Regions from separate parts of the Homo sapiens genome. Here all the other regions are linked to region 1. A link is a contact called in ENCODE Hi-C or POLR2A ChIA-PET data. All regions are on one chromosome and are shown on one strand. Each heading gives the region's core, a stretch centred on a gene start or an enhancer-like site at or near the end of the contact. The rest is flanking DNA. Distances are from core to core; before and after follow the strand shown.

Region 1 (2,815 bases), core at 169-2,668:
CCAGGCTGGTCTCAAACTCCTGACCTCGTGATCCGTCCCCTGACCCCCGCCCCCCGCCCCGCCTCCCAAAGTGCTAGGATTACAGGCGTGAGCCACCGCGCCCGGCCGTATTTATGCTTTTGACTAACGTTTTTCTGTACAGGTGTATAGGGTAATGTAATAGGTAAAATAACTCATTCAACAACAAAAAATTATTGTAGTATTTTGTAGCTACTAGGATTGAAGTACTAAAGAATTGTCTGTCTGCCAAGGTTTGGGGAAATGGGAAAATGGGACAAGATCTTCACCACATGGGGCACATTTCACCTCTCTGGGATTCATTTCCTATTCTGTAAATGGCAGAGTTGGGGTTCCAGGTCTTGTCCTTGTTTTTTTGACTTTGTGTGAAGGTTTCTCCACCTCACCTGGCACTAGTCTTATTTCAAAATATTCATCTCATACTATCCTCTCTTTGCAATTCTTTAATTCATTCAACAAATATTTATTGAGCTTCTACTAGTATTGTGAGTAACAGAAGCAAGGTTCCTCCACACATGGAGCTTATTATAGTCCAAAAGGATAGGACAATAAATAATTTTGAAAGTAAACAAATATTTATTAATAACTGATAAATAACTATTGGTTGGAAAGGTGCTAAGAAGGAAATAAATAGGATCATGTGTTATGTCTCTGAGAGTCTTAGAATGAAGCAGACAAGCTCTTTCACTTTCAAGTGCTGACGTAGTAAAGTCATTAGGTTTCAAAAAAGGAAAAAAAGATAATATCTTACAATTAACTAATGAATGAACAGCCATTACGCTAGAAGAAAATTGTATTGTGATTGGTGTACTCCGTATCTTCTCAGAATGAGAGAGGTGAGGCTTCTCAAAAAGAGCAGCGAGAGAAAGTCACTTAAAAATTTTTTTTTTTTGGTAGGTCAAGCTAAAGACGAACTGAAAATAGACAACCTGAAGTCAGACGGGAAAGCTGCCAATCTAGTCTGGCCAGCAGAATTTCTTTCAGTAGGTCTAGGCTCCCTCGGCATTGGGAATCCAGATGTAAAGAAAACTTACGCCATAAACTTCAAGGTAGATTTCAGTTATTACTGCCCGGTGGCAGGAACCTAGGAAGGTGAGGTCAAGGTGTGGTTTAGTAAGAGACAGCTCCCGGGAACGGCACTTGGAAGGGCAGGGCGGAGAACAGCTGGAGATGAGATAGAGAGCAGGGGGAGAATGCGCCGACACCTCAAGGTGAGAGAGTAGAAACAGTCTCCGCCGTGGGAGCCGCGCGCTGCTCAGGTGGCTCTTTCCCGCTCAGGTGAGCTCCTCCCGCGCCTCCCATTGGCCGAGATGCCCGCGGCGCTGGGAGGGCGACGCAGCGCGGTCTAGTTCAGGGTCTAGGGCGGCGCGTCACTTCCGGTAGCGCGGAGCTTGTAAAACACCCTGGAGAGAAAATGGCGGCGGCAGCAGCTTCGGCGCCTCAGCAGCTCTCGGATGAGGAGCTTTTCTCTCAGCTCCGCCGTTACGGCCTGTCTCCCGGACCAGTGACGGAGAGCACCCGCCCGGTCTACCTCAAGAAGCTGAAGAAGCTTCGAGAGGAAGAGCAGCAACAGCACCGGTCAGGGGGCCGCGGCAACAAGACGCGGAACAGTAATAACAATAACACGGCAGCCGCCACGGTCGCAGCCGCGGGACCAGCGGCGGCGGCGGCCGCGGGGATGGGGGTCCGGCCGGTCTCGGGCGACCTCTCCTACTTACGGACTCCTGGGGGCCTGTGCCGAATCTCGGCCTCTGGCCCAGAGAGCCTCCTGGGAGGGCCCGGGGGCGCCTCCGCCGCCCCCGCGGCTGGCAGCAAAGTGCTGCTGGGCTTCAGCTCGGACGAGTCGGACGTGGAGGCCAGTCCCCGGGACCAGGCCGGCGGCGGCGGGAGGAAAGACCGGGCTTCGCTCCAGTACCGCGGGCTCAAAGCGCCGCCGGCGCCCCTGGCCGCCAGCGAGGTGACTAACAGCAACTCTGCAGAGCGAAGGAAGCCCCACTCGTGGTGGGGGGCCAGGAGGCCGGCGGGCCCCGAGCTGCAGACCCCGCCGGGGAAAGATGGAGCAGTGGAGGACGAGGAAGGGGAGGGAGAGGACGGTGAGGAGAGGGACCCGGAGACCGAGGAGCCGCTCTGGGCGAGCCGGACCGTGAATGGCAGCCGGCTTGTCCCCTACAGCTGCCGGGAAAACTATTCGGACTCAGAGGAAGAGGACGACGACGACGTGGCCTCCAGCAGACAGGTATTAAAGGACGACTCCCTTTCCCGGCATCGGCCCAGACGAACCCATAGTAAGCCTCTCCCCCCGCTGACTGCTAAATCGGCCGGCGGCAGGCTGGAGACTTCAGTTCAGGGAGGGGGAGGACTCGCGATGAATGACAGGGCGGCGGCTGCCGGGAGTCTAGACAGGAGCCGAAACCTCGAAGAGGCGGCGGCCGCGGAGCAGGGAGGAGGGTGTGATCAAGTGGACTCCAGCCCCGTTCCTAGATACCGTGTTAACGCTAAGAAACTGACCCCTCTCCTGCCCCCGCCACTTACTGACATGGACTCAACCTTGGATTCGTCAACAGGCTCCCTTCTGAAAACCAATAATCATATTGGCGGTGGGGCCTTCAGTGTGGACTCCCCCAGGATTTATTCTAACAGTCTCCCTCCCAGTGCGGCGGTGGCCGCCTCTAGTTCACTCAGGATCAATCACGCCAATCATACGGGCTCCAATCATACCTACCTGAAAAACACATACAACAAACCGAAGCTTTCCGAACCCGAAGAGGAACTTCTCCAGCAATTTAAACGGGAGGAG
Region 2 (2,815 bases), core at 171-2,670, 4.6 Mb after region 1:
AAATACAGGGTTGTATGTGAGTACGGCAAGACTGGGGAGCCTAAGTGGTTTGCTGTATATTTAATTTATTCATTTCACGTAGCTACTATTGACATACTTGTCTCCCTATATATGTTTGAGTCCGTGGATGGTGGGGACTTTGTAATGGTTTCTCTGTCCCTATGTCTAACAGGAGGCACACAGATGGAGTGCAATAAAATGTCTGATGAATAAATGACCAGCTATGAGGTGTAAGGGAGAATAGGAATCCATTAATGAGAAAGGTCATTTCTAGTGGCAATGAATATCAGATAAGATAGATTTAAGAATTATTTAGAAATTAGGATGAATAAGACTTGGTGATATATTGGCGATGGGGTATAAAATAAGAAACACTGGCTTTCTAGGTTTCTGGATTACAGATGCATGATAATAGTTATAATGGTATAATAACAATAGCTAATATTTATTAGGCACTCTGTGTCATGAAGTACGCAAAGTGTTTACATGAATTAAGCCATTTAAACTCTTAATGACTCAGTGAGGCAGGTTCTGTATACTCATTCACTGATGAGAAAATTGGGGCTAGAGAGATTCATTTGCCTAAGGTCACTCAGCTAGCAGGTGGCAGGCTCAAGCCCAGTAATTCTGACTCCAACAACCATACATATAGTCTACTTTTCTTTACTGCCTCTAATAGATGAGATTAATACCCAGAATGATGGTCCTATTCAATAAGTGTATCACACAAATGCACGTTTCTCTTTTGCTAAACATAGAGACACATACTATGACTACCTCTATTATTATTATTTTTTTTTGATTTTTGGGATCTTGGCTCTTTCTGTATTTTTCCTACCTGGAAGACCTAAAGTGGGGTAGAAGTTTGATAAAACAGTTGGCACAAAAGATGAGAGAAGACAGGTACAGACATGACATTCTCGAACGCTCTGGCAGTTGCTGGAATGATGGGATCTGGGTTCTACAGGATTCCTCCCCTCCCATCTCCCGCCACACACACACACGTCGTAAGGTGTATATGGCCGCGGAGTCTCAGGTTGGTTCTAGGAGTCCTCAACCCACGGCAAAGGTGCCTCTTCTCCCTCCTGGAGAGCCCAACATGCTTGAAGTTAACCTGAGGCCGCCTCTCGGGCCCGGCGAAACAGAGCGCGGGCCCGACGAAACAGAGCGCGGGCCCGACGAAACAGAGCGCAGCTCCGGCTCGCGCTGGTTCCCAGGGAAACCGCCCGCGGAGGAACCTCGGGCCAGGGCCGTGACACCTGCGACGAGCCCCGCCTGGCGCCAGGGGGCGCGGAAGCGCGTCCGCCCCCAGGCCCCATGCCGGGCTCGCCCCGCCCCTGCCGGCCACACCCCCCTACCCCGCCCTCCCTCCGTGAGGACCGGCCGCTCCCGGCTCCCGGCCCCCGGCCCCGCTTCCGGCGCAGGCGCAGTCCCGCGTTCCCTCGGCGGCTGCCGGCGTAGTGAGCCCGCCGCCGTGGAGTGTAGCGGAAAGGGCTCGCCGTCCTCCTCCGTTTCTCGCTGCTTCGGGACGCGCTCTCTGCGGCTCTGTGAGCGCCCCTGAGCGCCGGCAGCGGCCGCGGTGGGTTCTTCAGGTGAGTGCGGCCGCGGGAGGGAGAGGCCCGGAGCGTAGAGCACCGCCCCCCTCGGCGCCCGCGCGCCCGCCTCTGGCGAGTCGGCCAGGAGGGGCGGCCGCGGCAGGTGCAGGTGCTGGCGCCGTGCAGGGCGCGGCACGCGGGGGTTCGGGGGGATGCCCAGGCCCGGTGAGCTCGCTCTCCGCCTGGGCACTTGGGCTCCGGGCCCTTGGGGGCGGCGTGTGGGGGGGACTTTGGCGACCCGGGTCAGCCGGCCGCCCCCTGGGCTGCTGGTGGGCGTCGGGCGGCGGCTCCTCCCCCGGGCACGGGCGCGTTACACATTAACTGCGCGGTCCCGCGCGCCCGGGGCAGGGAGCCCGAGTCCAGCGGGTTACCTGGCGGCGGGCGGGCGCGGCCGGGAGCGGAGGGCCGCGGTCGCGAAGAGGATGAAGAGAGAGTTCCCGAACAAGTCGGAAGCAGCTCACAACACCGGACGCCGCGCGGCAGGGCTGTGGACCTGGGGTGGTTTCGTGTCCCAGTCTTAGGAAACTACGCGCGAGGCACCGTGCTGAGGCGTAGAGGTCACCCTCGGGAGGTTTCGGTGAAACCTGGTGGGAAATTCCGGGCAGGCGCCCGGAGTCGCGCCCAAGTAGGCAGCTCCGTGCCGCCAGACTTGTGTTCGGGGGAGTTGAGACGAACTGCACGGGTGGGATTGCATGGCTCTGCCCTCCCAGCGTTGACAACTCGCCCCGACCGCCCAGGAAGCGCGAGCTTACTGGCTCCAGAAGTGATGATGCTGGGTGGAAGTCGCAGCATGTGAAGAGTTGCCGGTTGTTATGGGATTAAAAAAGATGAAAGGGTAAGGTCTTGAAAGACACGAGCGCTGAGTTAGTTAGTACTGATTACTGAGAGGCAATTTAGTTTCATGGAAATGTTGCCTGTTCGGAGGCTACCTGTTATACACTCTCCTGTTTCACCCCAACTCCTTCCGTTCAGTGTCGGGTTAAAAGCCTTGTAATCTCTTGCAGTGGAATGATTGCATAATTGGAGGAGGGGCCCATAAGAGGATTACAACAAAACTGTTCCATTGTAAATCAGTTGAAAGACCCAGTTCTTGTTCATTATCCTTTTTCTCATTTTGTTGTTCATGAAGGTTTTTTTTTCTTCCAGTGCTGAATGACAAATCAAGGAGAAAAGAGGCAGAATAGGGTTGTAGACCAATCGTAGTAAATATTTGATACTGT
Region 3 (2,815 bases), core at 160-2,659, 4.4 Mb after region 1:
TGGGTTTGACTCCTCACAGCTTGCCAACCCCTGGTGGAAATCAACCCACTTAGAGGAAATCTGAAGGGTAGAAACAACTAAAAAATTGAAAATTCCTGTTAATGTTAGCAATGTCAAAAATCCAGGAGACCCCAGCTACTCAGGAGACCAAGGCAGGAAGATTGCTTGAGCCCAGGAGTTCCAGGCCAGCCTGGGCAACATAGAAGACCCCATCTCTAAAAAAAACAAAACAGAAAAAGAAAAATCCAGGAGCTTGTTTTGTTTTGTTTTTGTTTTGAGACAGAGTCTCGCTCTGTTGCCCAGGCTGGAGTGCAGCGGCGTGATCTCGGCTCACTGAAACCTCTGCCTCCCGGGTTCAAGCAATTATCCTGCCTCAGCCTCCTGAGTAGCTGGGATTACGGGCATGCACACCACGCCCGGCTAATTTTTGTATTTTCAGTAGAGACAGGGTTTCACCATGTTGGCCAGGCTGGTCTCCAACTCCTGACCTCAGGTGATCCGCCCACCTCGGCCTCCCAAAGTGCTGGGATTACAGGGGTGAGCCACCGCGCCCTGCCGAGGAGCTTAAGCGATCAGTTAGTCAAAGGGAGAAAAGAGGGTATCAGTAGATGACAGAAAAATTTTTTAGAGAACAAATTTTTAGACATCCGTCAACTTAGAGAAAGTAGAAAACTGTCTATAATAAACTGAAATATTTGGGACTGATCTTGATGTCTGCCAAGGTTTTGGCAGACATCAAGATCAGTCCCAAATATTTCAGTTTATTATAAACAAAGACTAATAAGTCGTCTCTACTATTGGAGGAAAAAAAAAAAAAAGACCGAAATGCAAAAATTCCTGAAAATGAGTAAATAGGGCAAAGATAAAATACTATAAATGTCTCTCTCAGTTCACAAGACCTTATCCTGGGCAGTCAACGTCCAGTTAGAAATAACGTCTGAAAATTCAGTAAGAGAAAAGGAAGTCTTCTTCTGTAATACTCAGTAAATAATGTTTAAAATTAACATAGCAATAATATTATCTGGGAATATGATAGTAAATAGCCCCTCCAAAAAACTGAAAAAGTTGAAAGCAGTTTTCCTGGAGACAGGAAGTGGTGAGGCAGATAAATTATGTTTTTCCTTATTGGTATATAACACTTTAAACTGTGTACATGTGTGACTTTAATAGAAGTGTTTAAAGATTAAATTTAAGAAAATAAAAAGTGTGAGCAAGAACTCCATTTCTATGGCAACCCGCGCGGCAGCCGCCTCTTTGTTCTGGAGCGGCGGCCACGCCCCCTCCAGTGTGAAAGGCTGCGTTTCCGGCCCGTGGGGCTCCAATCAAAATGGGACGCCTGCTGGCGGTAACGACAGGCCGGGGCCCCGCCCCCCGAAGTAGGGCGTGTGGCGTCACTTCCGGCTTCCTTCAGTCCGCTGGTCCCGAGCACGAGCTGTGAGGGGATTCACTTGTGTGCGGAACTCCTCGGAACCATGGTGAGCCTGACTCCCCTGCCTCTTGCCCTACCCCTGCTCCGCCGTGCTCTTGCCACCCCACTGCTTCCTCTGTCCTGCTAGGGTCGTAGGCTCCGTTTCTGTCTCCCCGGCCCTCCGCACATGGTGCGAGCCATGCGCGGGGCGTGCGGCCTGCGCCAGGCCAGCCGGTGGAGCTCACCACGAGGGGGAGGGGTGGACCGCAAAGCCAGCGTCTCCTTGTGCCTAGGTCTTTGCATAGTCCCGGCAGCCCAGGTCCGCGCCTCACCCGGAGCGAAGAAATTTCTAGTGTGGGACCCGCTCCGCCCTCCTTCTAGGGGCGGAGCCTGGAGCGACGGGGTCTGAGCCATCAGAGGGTGGAGGGGCCGCAGCCTTCCGAGGGTGGAAGATGGAGGCCGCGTTCCCTCGCCCGCCCGGCAGGCGTCACCTTGATGGCCTGCAACCCCTCCCTGCCTCATTCTTAGTTCAAGATCGTCTTTAGTCTCGCTGTACGTAACTGTCAATCTCGCTGGTGTATAATTTATACTCCCGGGGGCCTTGTAAATCCGAAAAGCCATGTCGCTCTCCTACAAGTCCCTCTCTCCCACTTAAATGCTTTCTCCGATGATGGAAGCTTCATTTGATTGAAAACATTGTTGTAAATGAGTTTTCTCTTAGATGTCCACTTGTAAGACTAGTGGAAGGCACCTCAGTGTATGTGTTAGAGTATTGGTACTTAAACGGAATGCCTCTTGGTTTTCCTTTTCAGGCGTCCCTTTCCCTTGCACCTGTTAACATCTTTAAGGCAGGAGCTGATGAAGAGAGAGCAGAGACAGCTCGTCTGGTAAGCCTTGTTCTAAGCATTGTTTTAAAGATAAAACTGGAGGCCAGGCGCGGTGGCTTACTCCTGTAATCCCAGTACTTTGGGAGGCCGAGGTAGGCGGATGAACTGAGGTCAGGAGTTCGAGACCAGCCTGGCCAACATGGTAAAACCCCGTTTCTACTAGAAATACAAAAATTAGCCGGGCGTGGTGATGGGCACCTGTAATCCCAGCTACTCGGGAGGCTGAGGCAGGAGGATCGCTTGAACCCAGGAGGCGGAGGTTGCAGTGAGCTGAGATCGCGCCATTGCACTCCAGCCTGGGCGACAGAGCGACACTCTGCCTCAAAAAAAAAAAAAAGTAAATAAAGATAAAACTGTACTTGAAGACTGTAAAGTTGATTCTGATAATCTCCTTGGTTTTTACTCCAGACTTCTTTTATTGGTGCCATCGCCATTGGAGACTTGGTAAAGAGCACCTTGGGACCCAAAGGCATGGTAAGAAAAATAGAAAAGTTTTATATTTTAATATTGTTTTAGAGCG
Region 4 (2,815 bases), core at 171-2,670, 4.1 Mb after region 1:
AGCTGATAAAATGTCTGATTAGAAATGGGTACCCAGATCACCAGACTGGCCTCCAGGACTGCAACCATGCTTTTTCCACCATACCAAGTGCAGATTGAGTCTTTTTTATGCAAAAATGCTTGGATTTGAGGGGATTTTGGAATATTTGCATATACATAAATTATCCAGGAGATGGGACCCAAGCCTAAACGAAATTCATTTATGTTTCACATATACCTTATACACACAGCCTGAAGATTATTTCATACAATACTTTTAGTTATTTTGTGCATGAAAAAAAGTTTTGATTGCATTTTTGACTGCGACCTGGCAAATAAGATCAGGTGTGGAATTTTCCACTTGTGGCATCATGTCAGTGCGCAAAAAGTTTCAGATTTTGGAGCATTTCAAATTTTTGGATTAGAGATGCCCAACCTTACAGATGTTGTTTGGGTTATTCTATGAATGATTTCTGGCCAGTTTCTCAGGAAACACGCTCTACTACAGTATATTTTTTAATGAGTGAAAAAGAAATTAAGAATGGAGGGGAAAGTTTCAAACTGGAGAGACATCTTTGAGTAAAGTATCGTGGCTGAATGTTCCTACCTTTATTGACCATGTGACCTGGTTAAATCACTTAGGTTCTATTAGGCCTCAGTCTTCTCTTCTGTAAAATGAGATGTTTAGACCTAAGGACACCTTTCCAGTTCCCTTCCCGTTGGGACATTCTAGGATTCTGAGAGAGAAGCCCCCCTGGCCTCAAGATACCTCCACTCTCTTGGGTGTGCTCTAAGATGACTGCATTCATGTTAGAAGCATCTGAACTACGCCAGAGACAACCTACTGTAGATCTAAGGAAGAAAAAATGAATGGCAATGAATGCGAGAGGAAGGTGGGGGGGAAAGAAGCCCACGAAGATTAGAGATGGAAATGGCAACATAAACAGCATGCAAAGATAACCACTGACGGGTATCTAGCGTTTACGATGCAAATAAAACTCTGCTGGTCTCTGAGGATGCAGAAACAAGACATTGTTTTTGGTCTTAAGCCGTTCACAGAATGCCCGGGGGTTACACTTTGCATTTAAGCACGGACATATAACTTCCACCTTTAAAAGTCCTGGATGTGAGAAAGATAAGAACAACGGATAAATGAAAATATTAACAAAACGTCTGAGTATGCCAGAGGCCACGTGAAAAGACGGTGTGTGGAAACAGGTGGGACCCACTGCTAAGCTGGATGCGCGAGTAGGACAAAAAAATTGGCCCCCACTCCCGGGCCTCACCCAGACACAAAAGAAACGTCCTCTGCCCTCAGAGGCGCAGCCTTTCCTCAGCCAGCAGAGCGGCTGGGCTGCAGAGTCCCCGCCCCCGGCCGGCCCCTGTCGCCCGCGCCTCCCTCCCTCGGGCCTCGGAAGTGACGCAAGCGCCCCCCCACCGCCGCTAGATCCGCTGCTGCTGCCGCGGCGGGCAGACCTGCAGGAGGCGGCGGCGGCGGCGGCGGCCGAGGCTGAAGGAAGATGGCGGACGGCGTGGACCACATAGACATTTACGCGGATGTCGGCGAAGAGTTCAACCAGGTACGTGAGAGCCCAGGTCCCCGCCGCCGACGCGGGCGGCGCTGCGGCCGGGAAGCTGACCCGGGGCCCGCTGCGGCCGCGAGCCGAAGCGACTGCAGAGTGTGCGCCCTTGCCGCCTCTGGGCCGCGCCGCCGACCCCTGGCGTGGCGCCCCCCCGCCCCTCGTTCTACCGCGTCGTTTCACGGGCCGCGGGCGCGGCGAGTCGCCGCGGGGCCCGGAGCGCGGACGCGGGCCGCTGTGCAGCTGCCGCCGGCTCCTCCCTCGCCGGCGCTGCCTCGCTCCCTATTGTTGGCGGCACCCGGCTGGCGCTTCCCGCCGCGCTAGGCCCGGGCGGTGGGGCCGCGTGTAAGCGGCGGAGAGAACTGGCCGCCGCCGCGCCCCCTCCCCCGTCGCTGGTCGGAGGAGGAAGCCCTGGCGGGGCGCGTGCCCGCCGCCGCCGCCCCTTCCCCGCCGCTGCCGCTCGGGCTCCGATTCCTCCCATCGCTCCATTTTGTCTCCCTGCCCGCGCACTGTCGCCTCATGGAAGGCCGCGTTCACGGCCCTTTGTATCCCGCGCGCCCAGTCCCCGGGGCTCTCCTTCTCGGGTTTGCGACAGGTTTCGGCGTGGCGCCTTCCTCCTCCCCTCACACTTTCTGAAGGCGACTGAGGTGCGGGCTCATTTGCAACAAGTCCTTTGACTTTTGGAGCCACAGATAAAAGTCGGTGCGCTGGTCCTGCCTCATTAATCCAGGGCTTGCAGTGCTTTGAAGCCCAGTCGTTGTTGGCCTTTGTGATGAAAATACCTGTGAAGATGAGTGGCCGGGGACCAAAAGGAAGAATTGGAAGCGCGATGGTTGGATGGAACAAAAAGATGTTAGCTCACCCACAGATCTCATAGTGATTAAAATGAAAGAACGTTCACCCCAAATCCTTATGATGTGGTTTAAAAATAAAGAGTTATAGATAAGACCCTATTTTCGAAAACAAAGTGTTAAATCCCCCCACCCCCACCCCCGGGCCCCGTGTTACCTTTTGAAAGGTTGAGCGAAAGTGAGAATGCAAGGTTTTCCTGAACGACGTTGCTTAGAGGTAACGCGGGGCTGTGATGTCTGTTAATGGGCATCCTTGCAAAAGATGTCGTTTGTTGCTAGTGACGTTTAAGGTTTGAACCTGCTGTTCGTATCTACTGCATTTTATGTAGTAACACATTTAAAACAATTAAATTGTGCTTAACTGCAATGTTCCTAAAAGCCTTATTTTTTTGTATTTCCCAGGTCC

The links. A loop is a pair of places that touch in the nucleus more often than their neighbours do. ChIA-PET counts read pairs that join two places held with the same protein, here RNA polymerase II (POLR2A). Pooled maps may share reads with other maps.
Region 2: a loop to region 1 is called in a map of CD8-positive, alpha-beta T cell, with 17 times the contacts of the local background. The contact joins the promoter of RAB3IP here to the promoter of LEMD3 in region 1. A Hi-C loop is called at or near these places in 4 of 168 maps with a recorded cell type or tissue (CD4-positive, alpha-beta memory T cell, CD8-positive, alpha-beta T cell and naive thymus-derived CD4-positive, alpha-beta T cell) and 9 of 50 pooled maps. POLR2A ChIA-PET finds 5 or more read pairs at or near these places in 1 of 52 experiments (CD4-positive, alpha-beta T cell).
Region 3: a loop to region 1 is called in a map of CD8-positive, alpha-beta T cell, with 17 times the contacts of the local background. The contact joins the promoter of CCT2 here to the promoter of LEMD3 in region 1. A Hi-C loop is called at or near these places in 2 of 168 maps with a recorded cell type or tissue (CD8-positive, alpha-beta T cell and naive thymus-derived CD4-positive, alpha-beta T cell) and 7 of 50 pooled maps. POLR2A ChIA-PET finds 5 or more read pairs at or near these places in 1 of 52 experiments (T-cell).
Region 4: a map of naive thymus-derived CD4-positive, alpha-beta T cell shows a loop between it and region 1 (6-fold over the local background). The contact joins the promoter of CPSF6 here to the promoter of LEMD3 in region 1. A Hi-C loop is called at or near these places in 1 of 168 maps with a recorded cell type or tissue (naive thymus-derived CD4-positive, alpha-beta T cell) and 7 of 50 pooled maps. POLR2A ChIA-PET finds 5 or more read pairs at or near these places in 1 of 52 experiments (T-cell).

The regions. Positions count from the first base shown.
Region 1 is chr12:65,168,165-65,170,979 of GRCh38, forward strand. It overlaps LEMD3 (LEM domain containing 3), which reads left to right and starts at 1,419. Exons shown (of 13, transcript NM_014319.5): 1 at 1,419-2,815. The coding sequence starts at 1,433. LOC124902953 (a long non-coding RNA gene) reads right to left here and starts at 1,252. Exons shown (of 2, transcript XR_007063349.1): 1 at 1,053-1,252. RefSeq lists enhancers at 937-996, 1,182-1,754, 1,437-1,586, 2,497-2,576 and silencers at 1,707-1,916, 2,300-2,503.
Region 2 is chr12:69,737,440-69,740,254 of GRCh38, forward strand. RAB3IP (RAB3A interacting protein) reads left to right here and starts at 1,421. Exons shown (of 11, transcript NM_022456.5): 1 at 1,421-1,592. LOC101928002 (a long non-coding RNA gene) reads right to left here and starts at 1,111. Exons shown (of 4, transcript NR_110072.2): 1 at 839-1,111. RefSeq lists a silencer at 1,169-1,998.
Region 3 is chr12:69,584,050-69,586,864 of GRCh38, forward strand. It overlaps CCT2 (chaperonin containing TCP1 subunit 2), which reads left to right and starts at 1,410. Exons shown (of 16, transcript NM_006431.3): 1 at 1,410-1,475; 2 at 2,221-2,295; 3 at 2,704-2,769. The coding sequence starts at 1,473. MIR3913-1 (microRNA 3913-1) reads right to left here and starts at 774; the gene lies at 673-774. MIR3913-2 (microRNA 3913-2) reads left to right here and starts at 674; the gene lies at 674-773. RefSeq lists an enhancer at 1,441-1,780.
Region 4 is chr12:69,238,149-69,240,963 of GRCh38, forward strand. It overlaps CPSF6 (cleavage and polyadenylation specific factor 6), which reads left to right and starts at 1,421. Exons shown (of 10, transcript NM_007007.3): 1 at 1,421-1,558. The coding sequence starts at 1,499. RefSeq lists silencers at 1,244-1,743, 1,894-2,113 and enhancers at 1,577-2,157, 2,158-2,737.